2 separate regions of the Mus musculus genome follow, and region 2 is linked to region 1. The links are chromatin loops, found by intact Hi-C in ENCODE. Cell type or tissue: heart. All regions are shown on one strand. Each heading gives the region's core, and the rest is flanking DNA. Links, peaks and the distances in the headings are about the cores only. Region 1 holds the start of Lrrc4 (leucine rich repeat containing 4). Region 2 has its middle 66 kb from the start of Gm40357.

Region 1 (10,580 bases), core at 999-8,998:
TGTTTTTATGGCAGCCAAAGAAATGAAGTCACTCTGCTGGGCGTGGTGGCGCAGGCCTTTAATCCCAACACCCAGGAGTCAGAGGCAGGCGGATTTCTGAGTTCGAGGCCAGCCTGGTCTACAAAGTGAGTTCCAGGACAGCCAGGGCTACACAGAGAAACCCTATCTCAAAAAACCAAAAAAAAAAAAAAAAAAAAAAAAAAAAAAAAAAAAAAAAAACCCACAAGAAATTAAGACACTCATTACTTCTGTAACCATAACAAAACTTCTTAAATCCACATATAAACTAGTGAATCTAATGGTTTCTTAGCTCAGTGCTGTGTTTACAGCCTTAAGTACCTATCAACAACCAGAAAATGTTACTAAAGTTATTCTATATACAGGTTATTAAAGAAAGCAAACCATTGGGCCTGGATGGGCCAGTGTATCTGCAAAGAGGGAAGGGGTATTCATAGGTGTTCTACTGGACATCTTTGATTGCTGGCCCTTATGTGTGACTGTGGCAAGAATGGTACCCCAAACTTACTTTCTCAAGAAAGGAAGAGCCAGCTAGCAAGCAGGAGGCCTGGCTTTTCACTCCAGCCCAAAGGCACCACCAGCCCTGGTGAAACTAGTCTCAGTAGAGAAAGTCTCAGTAGAGAAAGAAGCCTTTGTAATCTGTCCAGCTCCATGTAATTTCCCTCCCTCCCTTTCTTTTTCTCTAGACAGAGTCTCATATATCCCAGGCTGGCTTCAAAGTTGCTATGTAGGATGACTGTGAACTGAATTCTGGGGTTATAGGTGTGCTCTATCATGGCTAGTTAATGCAGTGCTTTTGATAGGCTTGAGCTATATCATAAGCCCAGCGCTCTGTAATGGTTATCAGCTACCTTGTCTTATTTCAGATGAAGTTTTAGAAAATGGCTCTTGCTAGGCTCTATGGAGTGCCTCAACCCTGCCACCTTCAATCCTGGGGACAGAATCTAAGGCACTGGAGATGCCATGTTGGAGATCTACTACAAAGCTATCGTCCCAGCCCACTTTGACTTCTTCTTCCTTTTTTTTTTTTTTAAAGATTTATTTATTTTATGTGAGTACACTGTCACTTTCTCCAGACACACCAGAAGAGGGCATCAGATGTCATTACAGATGGTTGTGAGCCACCATGTGGTTGCTGGGAATTGAACTCAGGACCTCTGGAAGAGCAATCTTAACCACTGAGCCCTCTCTCCGGCCTGACTTCCTCCTTCTTTAGTTTAAAGCTTTTCCCTTCACTTTCTTTAAAAGAGCAGAGATTTCTAGAGAAAACAACTTTCAGAGCATCTGTGTTGCCCTGGACCATCCACTCAAGGAAGAAATACATCCTATTGATGACTGTGGGCAATCGCAGCAGAGCCTCACTAGGGGATCAGAGGCAGTAAGGGAGCCTCCTCTAAGAGGAACAGAATCTTCAGTGGCCAGGTGACTCCAGAGAAGAAGCTCAGTCACTGCACTGGACAGGAGGCCATGAGCACTCCTACATGGAACATTTCTTACATTTTTTTTTTATCATTGCAAATTCACCAACTAATATCTTTCCTTGTCTCTTTGGAGAACAATTTTCATATTATTTTTCCTTCTTTATTCCTGTCTCTCAAATCTCTTCCTTTTCTTGCCCTTACTCTGATTCTGTTCTTGTTGGACCTCCCCAGAAGAAACCCAAAAGTATATTAGAAGCAAGATGGTACCCTGCTGTTACTTGCAAACCCCATGAGGCATTATGGACATCTAGTGGCTGCTGAGGATAATGCCTCAGGGACAGACATATTTGCAAAGTAGGGAGTGGGCCAGCCTGGCAGCCCTGGGTCCCTCTACATGAACATTCCTTTGACTTCTTATCAGAATCCCAAGTCATATGAAATGGCATGTTAGCACTATCAAAACTCCACCTTTACCCCCAAAACAGTAAGCATAGAACATGTCTGCTCACAAAGAATACAGAGCAAGCATTTGATAATATCTTCAAGCCCAGGCTTTAAAGGCCAATTAGCCACATATCAGCATACTGATAGAAGGAACTCAGAGGGACAGACTTTGATATTAACTAGTCATGTGACTTTAGGGAAGTTACCATGCCTTTCTGAGTTTCCTTAACATCAATAAAGTGAGAGGCCAAGTCAATATGATCTCTCTTAAGGATTCTTTAAAAATGAACATGCTGTGATCTGTGATCAGCTCTATTCCAGTCCTGTGGATGTTTATACTAAACTGAAGGGAACATTCTCTCCTCAGCTCCACAGCCTAATTCCAAGGCTACAACCCCAAAGGATCAGCCTTCTTCCCAAAGCTGCCTGTCTGAAAAGGAGGGAAAGTCATGGACTCTGAGAAGTAAGTGAAACTTTCTAGCCCATCTCCTTGATTTCATAAATCAAGGCATACTTCATTATACATTCTATCTAATCTGAAACAACAACCAGAACGCAGGCATCCCAACTTCAGTACAAGGCCCATTCTTCAAAACTGAGCTGCTGACCCAGGCTTTGGCCAGCCTCTTGAACACACCTTTAGCATTCTTTTAACAGTGCCTATGTGAAACTGCCCATGTTCTCAGTCCACTGCAGTGTTCCTTATTTAAATGTGAACTGCCTTCTCTTATTTCTTAGTGGTACTACTACAGATCCAGGCACCAGCCAGAACTACTAGTTGTGAGGGGCAAAATACCAGAGGAAACTCAGTAAGACGCTGGAAGACTGCTTCAGGTCAGGAGGACTGTGAACTGCAGGTTTGACAGCCTCTTCTTTAGTCTACTCTGTAGGTTCCAGGAACTTCTGTGGCCTAGCTGGCCCATAAAGGGTAAAGCAATCCCATGTAGCACTCCACTGAATTTGGGAACATTTACTCTAATCAGCACCGACTTCATTTACTACGAGATAATCTTGTTCCTAGTAGTGATTTAATCCAACTCAGCCCACCCTCCCTCCCATCTACCTTTACAATGTGGGGGCAGCAGCTGAACAGATGGGGCCCCAGTTTGCCTACACAAGCAGGAAACCAGTTCAGGCAGAGCCCCTTTTCCTGAAAGGAGAGAGAGGCACCATACTCCTGTGTGCCACCCATTCCCTAGTGATACCCACCCCCAATATCCCCAATAACACAACACTTTCCCTGCTTAGTTGCAGCTGGGTCAACGACAGCTTTCCCCACAGATTCCTGGTGTACCAGGCTCACATTTCCTGGGCCCACAAGACAGTGACATCCTTCTTACACACGGGCTTTAATGAGGAATTCAAAGGATTGGGGCACATGCCTGGAATTACAAGAGTTGAAAGGTTGAGGCTAGAGGATCGCTATGAATTCAAGGCCAGTCTAGGCTTTAAAACAAAACCCTGTCTCCAAGGGGAAAGCCACTGCAGAGTCAACTGGAATTAGACCTTAGCATGAGTGTAGGGCTTACCTCAGTTTCTAATTTCTCCCTCTGATCTCTCATCACAAGTGATACGTTTGTAGGACTGACTTTCTTAGTCCTTTCTCTCATGCTCTTTCTGATTTCTCATATACCCTTGATTGAATGTTCAGTCTCTCCCCAACCTTGCCTCCACCACTGGCCTGGGCAGTAGATACAGTGGATATTCTGTTAGGGATGAACTCACTGGTCTCATGAATTGAAGACTGACTTGAAAAGCTGACTGTCACTATCTGGCACAAGTGCTTTACCTGGAAAATGGAGACAACAGGGGGCAGTCTCTTCACCAGAGCAGTCGCAGGTACATTCTTAGCATGGTGGGCACACAAACACCCTAACAAGGACTAGCGAGTGGAGGGTGAAGTCTGACTGCATTAGTCTGTAAGAACACTCTGTGGAATCATGCCTACGCCCAAGAGCCCTGACACCAATCTGTGTGGGGCTTGTCAGGGTTCAAATCCTGGTGCTACAACTTAGTATATGTGGGACTCTAGTCACATACTTTATTCTACCCATTCATAAAATGAATCATAAAGAAATGGCTCAAAAATATCATGCTAATGTTTTTCCTTGACAGCGAATATAAATGTCACGGTCTTGGTAAAGGACAGGAATACAAAATTGTGGACATTGGAACTTTCTAGGACTTGGAGAAGGTTTAGGGTTTGAAGAAGCAGATAATACTGAGATTATGGCTGTGGTAGAGTTCAGGAAGTTGGGAAATCCTGGGGTCCTCATCCGTAAGTAACAGCCCACGTGGGAACAATGGGGTTAAACAACACACTTGTTAGATAACAGGCAAAAGCTGGGAGGATCTCAGTGATTCTACTGGACCTACAGCACAGTGCTAATCTATAGATTGTTTCACCCTCACATGGTTGAGAAAAGAGGTTCTTTTATGGAGGAAATGAGTTGGCAAATGCTGACCTATGCTTTTACAATAGCCTGTCAAAGCAGGGACCAGAACTCCCCTTTCAGCAAGCTGCTAAGGGACTCCCAGAGAGAGGCTGGTGCAGCTCCAGGGGCAGAAGGCATAAATTACCTTACTGGCCCCTGCATACAGGGGAGGGGAAGGGGGCATCTGAGAGGCAAGGCTGCAGGCAGCTCCCCAATGAATGAACCACGGGCTGCTGCACCATGGGTTCTCAGAACTCACCTCAATCCTCCCCAGGTTGTCATTTCCCCGACTCCTTGAATTTGGTCTTTCTTCCCACTGTTTCCCGCCCCCACAGCCCTCATTAAGAAAACTATCATTTAAAGCCCTAGTTACTGTGGGAGAGGGGAGGGGGCAAGAAAATGTTCGAGAGAGGGGACTGGAAGGACAGGCACAGAGTAAGGCGAAGCATAGACTTTGGTCTTCTGACTCAACGCAGCCCTTGCGTGGATTCGGCTGCCTGCCCCTAGGTCCCCACCATCCTGCAGATCCAAACTCTGGCCGCGCAGCCAGGCACCCCGTCAGCATTCAGCGGGGGTGCGGATGACGCGGGCGCTCGTAGGAGGCCGGCCAACTGCTGCAGCCCCACCGAGGGCCGCCGCACCCGGGCCCCTGAGCCCAGCAGTCCACGGCTGTAGGGTGCTGGGTGGCTCGGGTGGGGGCCGCGCAGTCTCCGCTGCAGCCCCGCACGGCTCCAGCCTATCAGCGGCCAACCAGCCACTCGCTCCGACCTGACCAAAATAGCTGCGAACGCCTGCGACTAGCGCGCAGCCCCTCACTTGACGCTCACTCGGACTCGCTCGCCCGCTCGCCCGCTCGGGCCGCTCCGATCGTCTAGAGGGGGCGGGGAGGAAGCTGCGGGGGAGGGGGGAGGGGGGTGGGGAAAAAGAAGGAAGGAAGGAAGGAAGGAAGGAAGGAAGGAAGGAAGGAAGGAAGGAAGAAGCGAGGAAGGCAGGCAGCCCTCCGCGACTCGGGGCTGCGCGGCGCGAGCCAGCGCGTGCTGGAAGGCGCGGCGTTAACCCCTTGAGGGCAGGCGGCAGAGGGAGAGCGGTGTTAATACATAAGAGCACTGCATCACGCTAATCTTCTCCCTAGAACAGTATGCGTCAGCAGTACATTCACGTTCTGACTGAAGGACAAAAGGATGAGAGAGCAGTCTGCGTGGCTGCCACCTGCAACACCGCGAGCCCGGCGCGAGGAGGAGACGGTGGGCGCCGAGCGCAGGGGCCCCGCTGCTGCCACCGCCGCCGCTAGCCAGCGGGGACCATGTTCACCGGCTTCGGAGCGTTTCCCGCAGCCGCTACCCCCACTGCTCACGCTGCCGTCGCCAGCGCTCTGGCCGCTGCAGCAGCCCGCTGGCAGCTCCGTTGCTGAAGGCTCCGGGAGCCCAGCGGCGAACTCGCACTCTCCGCACAAAGCCGGGGCCGGCGGCGCGCCGGGAGCCCAGCAGTGGCGGGCGGCGGCGGGCGCTTGCGCGCTGCCGGGGGCTGCGGCCGCCGCCGCTGCCGGACCCGCGCCCGCCCCCGGACTCCCTGAAGGGGCCTGCGGTGCGGGCGCGACCGCGGGCGCTGCGCGCTCCTCCGTTCGCGGACTGGGTCCCAGCACCACGTCCACGCCGCTGCCCCTCTGGGGCTGGACGGATTACCGCTCCCCGCACCAGCAGACGGCGGGACTGGAGAACTGAGCCCAGTTTTTGTCTTTTTAACCCTTCCGAGAAGAGGCGAAGAGAAAAGGGGGTGTGTGCCTAGGGAGGGCGAAGGCGCAGCGAACACCTCTTAACTCTCGCAGCCCCGCGAGCTCACGACTGCAATCAGCTGCCGCCAGCTCTGGGCGGCCGACGCTGGGAAAGCAGAGTGGAGAGCAGCGCAGCAACCAGCGAGCGCGGCCTGGGCGGCTTCGGGAGCGCCCCCGCACCCCCATCCCCCGCGGCGGCCCAGGGAGAGGGCTGGGGGCTGGAGACACACTTTGGCGATGAAGCGCCTTCTCCCGCGACTGGAACAAGCTGGTGCCAGGGTCCAAGGACAAAGCAGGGAAGCGCTGGTGGCGCCGCTCCTCGGGCTCTCGGGGGGGCATGCACCTGCATAGCCCGCCGGGCCTTGGCTCTCCCTGGCGCGCCTCAACTCCGCGGCTTCGCCGGCTCCGGATTTACTAGAAGCCATTTTGTCTCCCCTACCCCTCCCCTCCCCTCCCCTCTGCCCTCCCTGCCCCCACTACTTCCCCCTTTGTTAATTAAAACTAAAGTCAGAATGGGAACGATGAGCCCAGCTCTCGTGGAGAAAGCTTAAGGACACAGCGCTAATTCTTTCCTGCTTTCCTTCCGAGGTAGGTGACAGGGAATTGGGTGGGGATGGTCGCAACGTGGGAGAGAGTCTTAGCTTTCTATGGGTTGGCCTTGAGGGTGGGCTGGTAGATGAGGGGCCGCTCAGTAGTTTCGCAGGGTTTTTCTAGGCCGATCTGCTTGTCTCTAATCGCCCCCTCCCCACCTCCTTCTCCAGATGGAAAGAGGAGCTCCTAGCTCACTTAAGCCGGGGTAAGGCTGGTTCTCTTTTCCAAGCCAAAATCCCAGGCGATGGTGAATTATGAACGTGCCACACCATGAAGCTCTTGTGGCAGGTAACTGTGCACCACACCTGGAATGCCGTCCTGCTTCCCGTCGTCTACCTCACGGCGCAAGTGTGGATTCTGTGTGCAGCCATCGCTGCTGCCGCTTCAGCCGGGCCCCAAAACTGCCCCTCCGTCTGTTCCTGCAGTAACCAGTTCAGCAAGGTGGTGTGCACCCGCCGGGGACTCTCTGAGGTCCCACAGGGTATTCCTTCCAACACCCGGTATCTCAACCTCATGGAAAACAACATCCAGATGATTCAGGCCGACACCTTCAGGCACCTCCATCACCTGGAGGTCCTGCAGCTGGGCAGGAACTCCATCAGGCAGATAGAGGTGGGGGCCTTCAATGGCCTCGCCAGTCTCAACACTCTGGAACTGTTCGACAACTGGCTGACAGTCATCCCCAGTGGGGCCTTTGAGTACCTGTCCAAACTGCGGGAGCTCTGGCTGCGAAACAATCCCATTGAGAGCATCCCTTCTTATGCCTTCAACCGGGTGCCCTCCCTCATGCGTCTGGACTTGGGGGAACTCAAGAAGCTGGAGTATATCTCTGAGGGGGCTTTTGAGGGGCTGTTCAACCTCAAGTACCTGAACTTGGGCATGTGCAACATTAAGGATATGCCCAATCTTACACCCCTGGTGGGGCTCGAGGAGCTTGAGATGTCAGGGAACCACTTTCCTGAGATCAGGCCTGGGTCCTTCCATGGCCTAAGCTCCCTCAAAAAACTGTGGGTGATGAACTCACAGGTCAGCCTGATTGAGCGGAATGCTTTTGACGGACTGGCTTCCCTCGTGGAACTCAACTTAGCCCACAATAACCTCTCATCTTTGCCCCATGACCTCTTCACACCCCTGAGATACCTGGTGGAGTTGCACCTACACCACAATCCTTGGAACTGTGATTGTGATATTCTGTGGCTGGCTTGGTGGCTTCGGGAGTATATCCCAACCAATTCCACCTGCTGTGGCCGCTGTCATGCTCCCATGCACATGCGAGGCCGCTACCTGGTAGAGGTGGACCAGGCTGCCTTTCAGTGCTCTGCCCCTTTCATCATGGATGCACCCCGGGACCTCAATATCTCTGAGGATCGGATGGCAGAACTGAAGTGTCGGACTCCCCCTATGTCCTCTGTGAAGTGGTTGCTGCCCAATGGGACAGTGCTCAGCCACGCCTCCCGGCATCCCCGGATCTCTGTTCTCAATGATGGCACCTTGAACTTTTCTCGTGTGCTGCTCATAGACACTGGAGTATACACATGCATGGTGACCAATGTGGCAGGCAACTCCAATGCCTCGGCCTACCTCAATGTGAGCTCGGCCGAGCTCAACACCCCCAACTTCAGCTTCTTCACCACTGTAACAGTGGAAACCACAGAGATATCACCTGAGGACATAACACGGAAGTACAAGCCTGTTCCCACCACATCCACTGGTTACCAGCCGGCATATACCACCTCTACCACGGTGCTCATTCAGACCACCCGTGTGCCCAAGCAGGTGCCAGTACCCTCCACAGATACCACTGACAAGATGCAGACCAGCCTGGATGAAGTCATGAAGACCACCAAGATCATCATTGGCTGCTTTGTGGCAGTGACTCTCCTAGCTGCTGCCATGTTGATTGTCTTCTATAAACTTCGCAAGCGGCACCAGCAGCGGAGTACAGTCACAGCTGCCAGGACAGTAGAGATTATCCAGGTGGATGAAGACATCCCAGCAGCAGCACCTGCAGCAGCAACAGCAGCTCCGTCCGGTGTATCAGGTGAGGGGGCAGTAGTGTTGCCCACAATACATGACCATATTAACTACAACACCTACAAACCAGCACATGGGGCCCACTGGACAGAAAACAGCCTGGGGAACTCTCTGCACCCCACAGTCACCACTATCTCTGAACCTTATATAATTCAGACCCATACCAAGGACAAGGTACAGGAAACTCAAATATGACTCCCCCTCCCTCAAAAACTTATAAAATGCAATAGAATGCACAAAAAAGAGCAACTTTTGTACAGAGTGGGGAGAGACTTTTTCTTGTATATGCTTATATATTAAATCTATGGGCTGGTTAAAAAAGATTATATTAAAATTTAAAAACAAAAAAATGAAAACAAAACTATTTTCTAACTTGTAAGTTCTATTTAAAGGGGAGGGAAGGGGTTCTTGGCAATGTTGTGGGTAGGAGCCTCAAGTCAACTGCTGTAAGGTGGAAACTGCTAAGACAAAACAAACTAAAACAACCAACACCCCTAAAGTGGCAGGGTGTGGGCTGCTGGGGGCAGGGAGGATAGCCTGCATCTGTCAATTTTTAGAAGATGCTTTACAGGATCTAGGAATACCATTTCTATAGACACCTTTCTTAAGCTGAGAGCTGTCTTTACAGATCTATCTTATTAAACAAAATAATTTTAAAAAGCATCACAAATTTGTACTGTGCCCAAAGGTTGAGCGGTGATTTTTTTTCCCCTACAGAGACAATGGGGAAGATAGATCTGTAAATGTATTTTAAGTAGGAAAACCACCAAAATTCCAACTAATCCTTCCAGAGGTTGTTTCTTTGTACGTGTGCGCAAATCCTCTGGGTTTGTGCCTTCAGACTGGCATGTGTCTCCCCTGACAATGCTTCAAGACAGCTTGGAAGGAAGGGAGCTGGCGTAGCTCTCCATCAAATGCTTTCACATTGCACCAGATTCCTGCAGTTGGGCATAACCCACTCTGCAAGGCATGTGTCTATTCAGGGTTTCCCGGGAGGAGGAGGCGGCCTGAAGGGGGTGCGGCCGGCCCAGGAGGAAGGGAAGCAGAGCAGCAGCAGCAGAGGGAATGATTCACAGGAGGCCATAAATCAGCATTGTGCAGTGGCCACCTGTTGTTCCGGGTATCTGACAAATGATTGTAGACAATGATGACATTTTATGATTTTTCAAAAAAGATCTTGCTTGTTTTGAGGTGGAAAGGAGGATAGGCTGGGAATGGGGGGAACTTGGGGGAGTGGAAGCTTTTCTCTTGCTTAGGATTTGGTGACTATTCTAAATGCTGATTCATTAGGGATTATTGCAGCTGATGCCAACTAGTTGTGGTGATAGAGTGAGTGGGGGCAGAACATGAGTAGAGAGGGGAAGGAGAGCTAAAAAGGGCACAGGCTCAATTTAAAGAAGCCTTCGCCAACCAGGATGTTACAAGAACACTGACAAGGGGAACACACAAATGAGTTGGGCATGAAATTCTGTTGAATGGGCACCATTGGGGGAAGCTTCCCTCCCCTAGGCTACCTCCAGTAGTTACAAGCAAGGGCAAGGTCTCTTATTCTGGTCCATTTAATGATGTAACTTTCAGTTATTATTTTAGCTTTAAGAGAAAATTAAGGGTTCAGATTTGAAAGGGGGTGGTATGGGTGGGAGATGCCAACAAAAGAACACTGATTGTAATGTGAGAAAAGTGTATTTTTGTATTTTAATAAATATTGTTCAATTTTTAATTCAATGTCCCTAAAGGGTTAAATTGAATAAGATTCTGAACCTATACATACAGCCTTATACACACAGACCGAGTCATTTATATTTAAATGAAGGGGGTGGGGGGAGGGAAGAGGCTTGATGTGGGGAGGGAGACAATGTTAAATTT
Region 2 (10,580 bases), core at 1,013-9,012, 66 kb before region 1:
GCCCAGTACTTGTCTTGGTCCACTGCCATTCCCCTCCTGTTCTCTTCCTTTGTGGACTTTTGTTGTTGTTAGACAGGTCTCATGCAGCCCAGGCTAGCCTCAAACTTGCTATGTGGCCCAGGCTGGCCTTGAACTTGCGATTCTCCTGCCTCAGCCTCCTCAGTACTGAGATTACAGGCACGAGCCAGTGTTCCTAGTTCCCTCTCTTAAAGCCAACTGCTCTCACGTGTTTGGGGTTTGTAAGGATGCTTGCAAAATGGAGTGTGCGTGGTTTTTAATCTACTTGACTCATTCAGAATTACAGAGTTCTTTCTCTTGCTGCTCCATGTTGCCTTTAACTCTTCCAGAACCTTGAAGAGCAGTTTCCCTCTCACTGTGCAGAGGCTGCTGTGGTTTGCATGTTGTCCTGATTAATCTCCTAGGCAAGAGCCCTTCATCCCTCACCACAAGAAACAGTGCCACAGATGCCCTGAGACCCAAACCATTATGGGACTCTTCCTGGGGCTTCCTTTGAAGCCTTTGCCAGGAGCAGAAACAGCGGGGCTACAGCGTGGGCCTGGCTTTTATTGGCTTCAGCATAGCTACCTCCATTCTAGAATGGTCACTTTGGTCCATGCCCTTCCTGCAATGCTGCAATTGTTACTTTTCTTGTCTCCATAATAAAGTATTCAAGAGGAATCGCTTAAGGGATTTATTTGGCTCGGGCTCAGGGACACAGTCTATTGTGGTGGGAAAGGCATGGCGGCAGGTAGTTCTTAACTGTGGCAATGGGGCAGTCGTTACATTGTATCAGCAGGCCTGAGACAGGGTCAGCAACTCTCAACCCTTGGGGGCAGAGTTAAGCATCATGTCTAGAAGGTTCTACAGACTCTGTCACTTGCTGAGTAGCAAGTATTCAGACATGTGGGTCTGGAGAGGATGGAGTGCACACAGCCTCAGGAACTACCTTCAGGAGTCTTTTCCACACTTGTCATTCAGGCTCCCTAGTCATGAAGCATGATGTCCCACCATACTGTTAATATTGATGCTGAGGTTAAGTTCTGGTGAGCCAATGATATGAGAAGAGAAAGCCTATGAAGTTGGCTTGAAGATATAAGCAAATATTGGTGTTACCATACTGCTCCATTCTCAAAGGACTGCCTTAAATCCATGGCTATGAAAATGCCGAGTTTCTTCTGTTTGCACACTCTATTGCACCTGCTCCTTCTCCTCCTGCTCCTCCCACTCCATCCAATCCTCCTGCTCCCCCTCCTCCTGTTCCTCTACCTGCTCCTCCCACTCCATCTGCTCCTCCTGCTCCTCCCACTCTATCTGATCCTCCCGCTCCTCCTCTGCTCCCCCTCCTCCTGCTCTTCCTACTCTACCTGCTCCTTCCATTCCATCTGCTCCTGTTGCTCCTCCCCTGCTCCTCCCTCTGCTCCTCCCACTCCATCTGGCTCCTCCTGCTCCTCCCTGCTCCACCTGTTACCCTTACCCAGGCCTGCTCCACCTGGTAAGTCCCACTCTCATGACCCTCTAAGCTAAACTGTGTGGGAGACTCACTTGGCTTTCTGACTGGTTGTGGCCATTTAGGGCTAGCACTGGGGGTTAGAAGGGGAACTAGAAGAAGACCCTGAGACAGGAGAGTGAAATGAGGATTTACCTCTGTCATCTTGCGATCTCTCTCTCTCTCTCTCTCTCTCTCTCTCTCTCTCTCTCTCTCTCTCTCTCTCTCTCTCTCTCTCTCCTCTCTGGCAGCAGTGCCTCTCTCTTGTCACTGTAGGCTACTGGAACATCCCTTTTTTCTTTCCCTAAACCCTACTCACTCATCACTGTGCACATTCCTTCACTGAAGGCACTGTGTGACCTGCTTCCCATGGGGACCTGGCTGGTGACAGTGGCAGATACTTAAAGCAATGTACAATCACTTCTTGGCATTTTGGCTAAGAGTGTTAACGGGGTACACAAAATGACAGGCCAGTCTGGGTGATATTTGAGCCTAGATCTAGCTCCTCCCTCCAATCCCCAGTCAACAATACCCAGAGGCAGCTTCCCCTCTGAGAGACACTTATCTTCATGCGCTTCCAGAGGCCAAAGCCGTCTTTGGTCAGTATCCTGACCCACTCTGCCTCATCCCCCTCATTTGGCTCCATTCAAATCACTGATTTCCTCTGCCAAGGACTGGACTCTGGTGCCTGAGTCATGGTGGTTACAGGATTGTCAGCTCTAGTTTGTTTGTTTGTTTTGTTGTTGTTGCTTTTGGAGATAGGTTTTTCGGTGTAGCCCTGATTCTCCTGGAACGTCCTCTGTAGACCAGGCTGCCTTCGAACTCAGAGAGCTGCCTGCCTCTAAGCCAAGTTTGAGTGCCCAGGTTCCTCTCCCAGTGTGTGACCCAAGGTCGACTCTCCACACGAACGATCACAGAGAGCTTGCTGGGCCTGCAGTATTTTCCCTGAGCCCACCCGTGGTGAACGTTTGCCTCTCCCTGACCTGTCTGGACCCATAGTTTGTCCCACTTTTGGAAGGAGCCAATGACAGATGCTGGAAGATGTAGTGCAGGGATCCTAGGGGGCCAGAGGTCTGACACTTTAATTGCATAATTATTTTCACAGTAATGTTGGTGCTGGAGAAGATGAGGCCTGCTGCCTGCAAGATGGATGGTGTGAAGAAGGGTGAGTTATATTTTCCCAGATAAAAGCACCGATTGCCTATAAACTCTGATTTTGCCTGATGTAAAAGCCACTTTATTGCACATCCAGAAATTACTGCCCGTATAAAAGCACATTATTGTGATGTAAAAATAGATTTTTATATAATTTTTTCATGCCACCACCTTGTAATTCCTCATTTCCAAGCACTCTGAGATTGCGCCGAGGTTTATTTTTCTCTTTTAATTGTTTGCCATGGCATGCCAATTTATGGTGAGATATTCTGCCTAAGATCAGAGCAAGGCTAAAGCATACATTTCAGCTATCACTTTATGACAGGCAGGGTTCTGGGGCACCCAGGATGCCATCAAACAATACCAGGTTCTTTGTGATACCACAGTCTTGGGGGAAGGCATTAAGGCTTGCATTTCATATTCATCTGAAGTCCTGGTGTGTGTGTGATAGGAATGGGAAGGGTCTCTGTTTCTCCCCCCCCCCCCCTGGAGGGTGCATTACAGCCTCATCTCCTTGGCCTTTGCCTGCCTGAATGTAGCCAAGGAAAGCTGGACTCTGGTCTGTAGCTCCGAAGCCACACTGGCTTGACCCATCTGGCTAATGATGCTGCCCATCCTCATTACATGGGGACCACACGTCCCACCAAAGCTTCTCTGCCAGGACTTCCGTCTTTTCTTAGTCTGGGTTCTTTCCAAAGGAGAAGCCTATACAAGCTCTACTAGGGAGACACAGATGTGTGGCCTCCCTTGTCAAAGCTCTGCCCTGCAGTTAAGCTTCTGTTTTTGTTACTGCTCTTCTGCAGAAAGGAAGACTACAAAAGACCCTGGATGGCATTGTGTCCTGCATGGGTCTGTCCTGGAAACTTGACTGGGGCAACTCAGGATGGAAGGAAGAAACAACAGACATACGTATAGAAAGCTGGGATGAGGTAGGCTGAGCTCACTCTGATGGAGCGCACCCATTATCAAACCCCAGGAACTCAGCACCAGGAGGGCTTAGCTAGTTTGGTGGGAAGTCTCTGCAGGGGAATAGTTTCAGGTTGAAAACATCTGAGCGAAGGAAATTTTAGCTAAAGGTCAACAAATATACTTGAAGCAGAGGAGGCTCTGTCATCTGAGTCTCACTTGGGGAAGGCTTTGCCATTTCCATGGGTCTGAGGCATTTGGGTCCTTGACAGGGTTGTGTTCATGCCAACAACATGCATTCACTCAGGACTTCATCCACCCCATCCCCACTTCCAGAGTGTCCTCTCGTGAGGACCAAGAAGGGATGCTTCTCTGTCTTCCCAGTTTTGGGGGTGGGAACTAAGGATAAGCAGGAGGCAAAACCAGGCAACTTCTTCCCATCCCGAGAGCCCTTCCCTTCTATCCAGACCCTTCTTAGCCTGCATCCGAGGCAGACTCTATGGTTCCTGATGCCAAGACTGCATTGGACCAGTGTGGAGCACCTCTGTGTGCTAACCCAAAGTGACCAGATAATCAGCTGGTGCTTGGGTGCCCCTCTTCTACTGACAGTTCGGGGTAGACCAGTGAGTACGTGAAGGGATGTGTAGGCCAGTAGCCCTCAAATATTAGTGTGTTTTAGAAGCATCGGCTGGGCTCCTTAGGGTTCTTCTTTTAGCAGATCGGGAGCAAATCTGGAATGTGATGCTTGCCACCTGGGAACCACACTTTGAGGGCCACTTGCTGAGTTCAGGTCGGTCTATCTGTCAATTGTAAAGGGTCGTGTGCAGTGTAGACCAACTGAAGTGTAGACAGGGGCTCCTCAGCCTTGAGGTGTGTCATGTGCCATTGTTAAAGTGGAGCAAGAACCAAAATTTCATGGCTTAGAGAGGTTGGGCCATGCAGCAAGAGATCGGGAGGTGGTGGAGGGCCAGGGGCTTCAAAACCCCCTGGAGTGGGGGTGGGATGGGTGACATGTGTGTGTGCATGCATGCGCGCGCGAGCACACACACACACACACACACACACACACACACACACACACACACATACACACACAGAAGCATAGCTCAGTGGTCCAAGGTGATCGCCAGATTCCCAGGGCGCACAGCTAGCCAAGGCTTGGTCCCAAGTGGTTACCCCTGGGTGCTGAGAGCAAGCTCCTGTAGGCAGGGACATACTGAGGGAGGAAGGGGTGGGATTCCAGTCCCTCCTTGTCGTTAAGGTGTCCCTCGATTTTGGCCAAGTTGCTTCTGTTTCCATCTGTAGAATGGGACCTTGGTTGGGTTTGGGGCTGTGGGGACATTAACTTCACAGAGACACCCTCGAACAGATGGTTCTTTCCTGTTACTCCCAACCCAGCAGCGGGTGTCTTTGGAAGAAGTGGCATTCACGACTCCCCACTCCCCAGGTTGGTGATTTGGTACAAACAGGCCAGGCATCCATGGCCCCACACTCTGCTCATCCCATTGCCTCTCCTGGACCTCTAGGGGGCGCTGTCTCCCGAGCAAGGGCGTGGTTGCCTGGCTCAGAATCGGGTCTGCGACCTTGGGCCAGAATATACCCTGTAAAGCCACAGCAGGGCAGTGGTGGGATACAGGCGTGGGATGTGTTTGGCACAGAGCACCACACAGGGAAGAGCCCCGTGGATACAGCTATCTGTATTAGTGGGGACCTAACCATCCCTAAATCTGGCTAGGTCCTGCAGCAGACATGCCTAGGATTTCCTCAAAAGACTTGGGAAAGCATCAACCTGGACCAACACAGGGCTAAAGGAGCATGTTATCCCAACAAGTAAAGCCTGGTTACAGGCTTCCAGGCCACCTGGTGCAGATTAAGTTCCTGCCTCGGTCTGGTTTGGAGGTCAGGAGTGTGGCATCATATTGAAGATGGGGGTGAGGGGCACCTTGCTTCTCCTTTCTGGATCTACCTGCACGAATCACATTAATTCACTCATTCATAATTGCTTGCTTAATACTTGCTGATGGACACAAAAGGTGGATCATCTTGTAGAATATTTGTTAAATTGGGCAAAACGTCTTCCCTTGTAGGAGCGGCTGTTAAGTGTTTTAGTTCAGTGCCGGGCACAGAGACTAGCTGGAACTGCAGTCACAGACATCTGAAGGTTTGTAATCCATTGAGCTTACACTAGAATGTAGCTCTGCCACCCACCACTGTGCTGTCCCCGGTTCCTAAGCAGCCGGGTCCTTTCCTAGGTGAGGTTATCTTGGAAAGCCAGGCCAGGGTCTGGTCCTTGCACCGAGATTTCTGGCTCCATGTAGGGAGTTTCCTTTGCTCTCAGCCTCCAAACTCAGGTCTTGTCTGACTCCCCAGACTCCCTACTTAATCCCTCCCCACACCCCGCCCTGCTCTTAGTTTCTGATCTGTTGGGAGGAAGGCAACAACTCCTCCTATGGTGAGCCTGGGGCTCCAAGCACCCTCTGAATTTGTTAGAAACATGGCAGGTCCTTCATCCCAGCCCTCCGGAGGCAGAGGTGGGTCTCTGCGAATTTGAGGTCAGCCTGGTTTACACTGCCAGCTCCAGGCTAGCCAGGGTTACACAATAAGACCATATTTTAAAACAAAGCACTCTCCCCCCCCCCCAAAAAAAAACTAAAAATGGGGGAATCCGTTAGCCTTGCAGCATCCTTTCTGGATCAGAGCCTATATTTTAACAAGTCCCCTCCCCGCAATGACTCACAGGCTGATCCAGTGTAGGAAGCTGTTCTAGTGTCTGCTGACTGGAACGGCCTGCTCCCACCAGACAAAATGGAAGTGAGGGTCTTCAATTAATGCCTGATGCTCGAACTCAGTCACCTCTCTGTTCAGGACCTTCACTGTTTTTGTTTCTAGGGAACTTCCTATCCTTGTCCTTAGAATCTTCCCCAAGAAAATATCTTGTGGATTATTGATAGCCTACGAATGACATCTACCGAATAGGGGAGAAGCCATGATGGACTCAGCTGTGGGTCTGTGCCCAGTACAGCAGAGGGCCTTAGCCCATGTTTACTGATCCATTCCTGGCAAATGCAACATGACAGCAGTGCCAGGCAGGGTAAGGGCTCCCTGGACCGGGCAGCACTGCTTTGAGGTTCCCAGCCCTGTTTCATAAGCCCCTGTCTGCTTTCAGGATGCTGTGTGGTTTCTAGTCTTTAAAATAAAAATCGCCATTACATTTCTTTCTGTCTACGTATATGGGTAGCCACAGCATTTGTATGGAGTCAGAGAGTCCGTCTGCCTTATGCCATGTGGATTCTGGGGACTGAACTTAGGTGGTCCAGCTTGAGGGTAAATGCCCTTACCCACCGAGTCTTCTCTGCCCAGGAAACGATATTTTTGACAGAATCCTGAACCTTCTGCCCATGAATACACAAAGCCAAGGACAGCAAATATATGGGACCCACATGACCGTCCCTTTCCCACACTCTGGGTGGACATCAATAATTGATGACAGCTGACTTTGTGGCATGACCTTCCAGTCCTTTCTCACAGAACCCCAGGGAACAACTATCAATTGATCAGACATGGCACTGTTTGTGATCTTTGCCTCGGGACTCCCTCCTGGGAGCTGCCCTCCACAGATCAGTGCACAGGAGACAAGGCAGTCAGGCTAGAGCCCAGGGATGCCCATGGCTCCCACTTCCACCAAGCTGCCTATTGTGTCTGTGCACGGCTGCACCCAGGGAGGGCCTCATAAACAGCCTTTCCCCAGCTGTTCAAGGCTGAATAGTGAGTGCAGCCAGGCTCACCTTTGCACACAGACCTCTATAGGTCAAACTCACATATGCAGTTCAATACAGGCCTCCATGTAGCTTTCTATATTCACACCTAATCTCTTCTCATACCCCGTATATACCCTCACCCAGGTACTGACCTCCCCATGTCTGTTGTCCTGATAAAGGGCAATACTTCTAACTCTCATTCACTGTGGTGTCTCTCAGGCCCCAGAGCTTTGGGCAATGAACACAGAAGGGCAAAAAGTGCCTTACACGGGTGTCAACATTTCTGCCTGGCATGGTACCTCTGTTTGTGCCTGGTAGGCACCCTTTACACAGCTGTAAGGCCATGCCAGAAAGAGAGCCAGCATCAATTATTGGTGTCCATCCAGAGTGTGGGGAAGGGGGATGGTCATGTGGGTCCCCTTTATTTGCTGTCCTTATCCTTGGCCTTGGAAACAAGATCCTTTCATAGCCAATGAGGCCTTCGTGTGTGCTCCCATGTGCACTGAATTCCCATGCTGTCTGAGGCAGGGCTTTCTTGGGAGGGACCCATGCATCGGTGAGGCCTCATCAGATCCAGATAATCAGGGCTATCATCAGAAAAGCAGCTCAGGACACACCAGCCCAATAGTAACCTACCCCTATGCCTGCTGGGTTCAGATTTTAGGTCCCAAGAACGATGTCCATGGGCAGGTTCTGACTGGTCAGGGTCTCTTTTGCCGCTGTTCCTTCAGCACCTAAACTGTGTTTGGCATGGGACAAATGTTCAGTGTTGAGGGACTGACTTACCTCTGTAGTTCCAGATCAGCCAAGAGTCCTAGTGGCTCAGCCAAATCACCCCGGGACCTCCTTTCCTAACACTCTGGATCCCATCTGGCTTTGGGCACACAGTGCTCCCATGAGTTTAGATTTCATGACATCACTAGTTCCTCATACTGGATCGTTCAGGGCTGCTTCACCACCCCCTCCCCCGGGGTAGGAAGCCAGGGACTGGTCACTTGGGGATAAGGGAGGCTGCACTGTTTTTCTCAGTTCTGGATCACACTGGTTCCTATGCAAAGGGCCTTACAAATGTCTCACCGAATTCTTTGTGAATCCGAAGAATTCTTTTAAAAGTGTGTGTGTGTGTGTGTGTGTGTGTGTGTGTGTGTGTGCGCGCGCGCGCGCGCGCGCATTCATCAGATAACTTGCAAGAGTCTGTTCTCTCTTTACACCACGTGGGTCCCAGAGATGGACTTCAGGATGCTAGGCTTGGTGGCAAGCAAGCACATTTCCCTGCTGAGCCATGCAGCCCACTCCTAAGAATTTGTTTTTCTTCAGCTTCTTACAGATGAGTAAACAGCCTGGAGAGGCTGATTAGCTGGGTTAAGGGTCCTCAGCTAGTACACGACACGAAGGACACAGTCATTAAAGCAATGTCCTCGAGCACCGTGTTGCGAAGCTCCTTGAGGCAAACCTCATTTGCACGTTCTCAGCTAGTGCGAACACGTGTATTCTGGCTGACATCTAGCTAGATCAGTCTCTGGCCAGAGCCCAAGGCTCAGTGAGGCGTTCTTTGAAACTGAAATTCTTTGACCACTTGCTGTATGTAGTACAGGCTGGGAGAGAAGGCAGCCTGAGAGGAGGTTGACTCAGGCTCCTGCAGTGTAGTTCTCTCCCTCTACAGTGAGACACTCCTGACCAGAGGAGCTGGGCGAGTGAACACACAGCAAAGCCAGACACACAAGCCAGCACATCAGATGGCATCTGTAGATTGAGATTGCTTGCTCGCTGATTTGCATCAATAGTACCCGTTCCCTGGCACAGTCACTGCCCAAGGGCACCAATAATGACTTCACAGACCCTGGATGATAGCTCTGCACTGTCAGCCCCCGAGGCAGGCCTCAGGACCCTCGTGTCCTGATAGTCTTGACCAGGGTCCAGTGATAGCTTGGTGAGGTTCTAAGGATCCCACCTTACTCACTGTCAATTTTAGATCCAAGGTCAGTGGCTCTGGCAAAGTCCCCAGTATGTCACGGCCCCTTGCTCCCCTAGGACTGTTCCAGGAGAAATGTCTCTTAAAAGACTGGGGTCCCCAACATTTGATTGTGACCAAGGTTGAAAACCTTGGCAGGGGCTACTGGAATGCACCTCATCTAGCTTGACAGCACGGTAGCGGCACAAGTGGAGGGTTTGCTGAAACCCACAAGACATAGACTTAAGATCTGTAATCTTAACTGGAATTAGACTGCAACCTGAGAAGGGAGGACGAAGCTGTCTTCTCCCTATAGGTGAGGCTTTGCTAGTTGATGACGGTCCCTGGCTTTGTAGCCACTAGGCTGTGGGCAACCTTCTCCAAGGACAGAGCTTTGTCAGACCCTGGACTTTATCAGGTACTGCTGGCTCAAGTCCCCTTCCCTTGAAACCTGCCACAGCTCCCCAGATGAGTCCTTCTACCCCCATCTCCCAGGAAGTCTCTTTTCCTTTGAGCTCCCACGTAGCACATAAACGTATGATCTGTGTTTGGGCTTGCCAGACGGACAGTGGCTTCCAGTCTTCCCAGCCATCTTTCTTTCTCCTCTGCTTTCTTCAGCTTATTATCCATGAGTAGGTCTCTATATGCTCCAGTGTACTCTAGTGGTGGTCGTCCAAACACATGGACTTTTAAATATTTACTTTGAATCCCAAAGACATCCCAACTTGGACACCATGTGGTATCTAAGTAACATACCACCTTTTCTTTTTCTTTGAATAATGGTGTTAAGTGAGATGAAGTCCTCTGAGAGCTGCCTTAACATTTTAAAAGGTTTCTCCATGGTGCCACATGGTCATGGCTGTGATGCCCATTCTTGCATGAGTGAAGGAACTTTTGGGGCATACAGTATCACTTTGAGCTAGAGCTTGCTCATCCACCTACTATATCTGCCTCCCTTCATCTGACCCCACTGTGAGCCCCACTGTGAGGTAATGTCCCCAACCCTCAGAACAATAGCTTCCTGCAACTAGCAGCACAGGAGATGGTAAATGAATAGGCAGGCCCATTCCTACTTTCAGGTAAACAAACAAACAAACAAACAAACAAACAAAACCCACCAAGACTTTGCTACTGGCTGGCAGTAAAAGTAGCCGTATATAGTTTTACATGTGCTGGTTTCCACAATGGCTCCACATAGGCTGCAGGCGCTGCGAACATGCTAGGCACTGTTTGAGGACTCTAGGTCTGTAGGAAGAACTGCCTGCTTTGTATATGGACAAGGGCACCCTGGCTTTCCCACCTGAGCCAGGACCCCAGCTCATCC

The links. Hi-C counts contacts between places; a loop is a spot of excess contacts. Peaks named below come from ENCODE experiments on the same cell type or tissue, not always from the same donor. Only the 100,000 strongest peaks of a DNase experiment are listed, where the experiment ranks them.
Region 2: a loop joins it to region 1, with 1.9 times the contacts of the local background. A loop is called at or near these places in 4 of 42 quality-filtered maps.

Annotation. Positions count from the first base shown.
Region 1 is chr6:28,827,985-28,838,564 of GRCm38, reverse strand. The region is part of intron 16 of Snd1 (staphylococcal nuclease and tudor domain containing 1); the gene reads right to left. It overlaps Lrrc4 (leucine rich repeat containing 4), which reads left to right and starts at 6,818. Exons shown (of 1, transcript NM_138682.2): 1 at 6,818-10,439. The coding sequence starts at 6,951. The coding sequence ends at 8,909. In heart, for the core only: CTCF peaks have their summits at 1,759 and 5,534; DNase peaks (open chromatin) are centred at 5,264 and 5,344; H3K4me3 peaks cover 2,883 bases; H3K27ac peaks cover 1,870 bases; H3K27me3 peaks cover 3,063 bases.
Region 2 is chr6:28,893,558-28,904,137 of GRCm38, reverse strand. It overlaps a transcript of Snd1 not described here. Among named protein-coding and RNA genes, the nearest start is that of Gm40357, 66 kb to the left of the region's middle. In heart, for the core only: a CTCF peak has its summit at 5,065 (motif pointing right); DNase peaks (open chromatin) are centred at 5,087 and 8,157; H3K27me3 peaks cover 465 bases.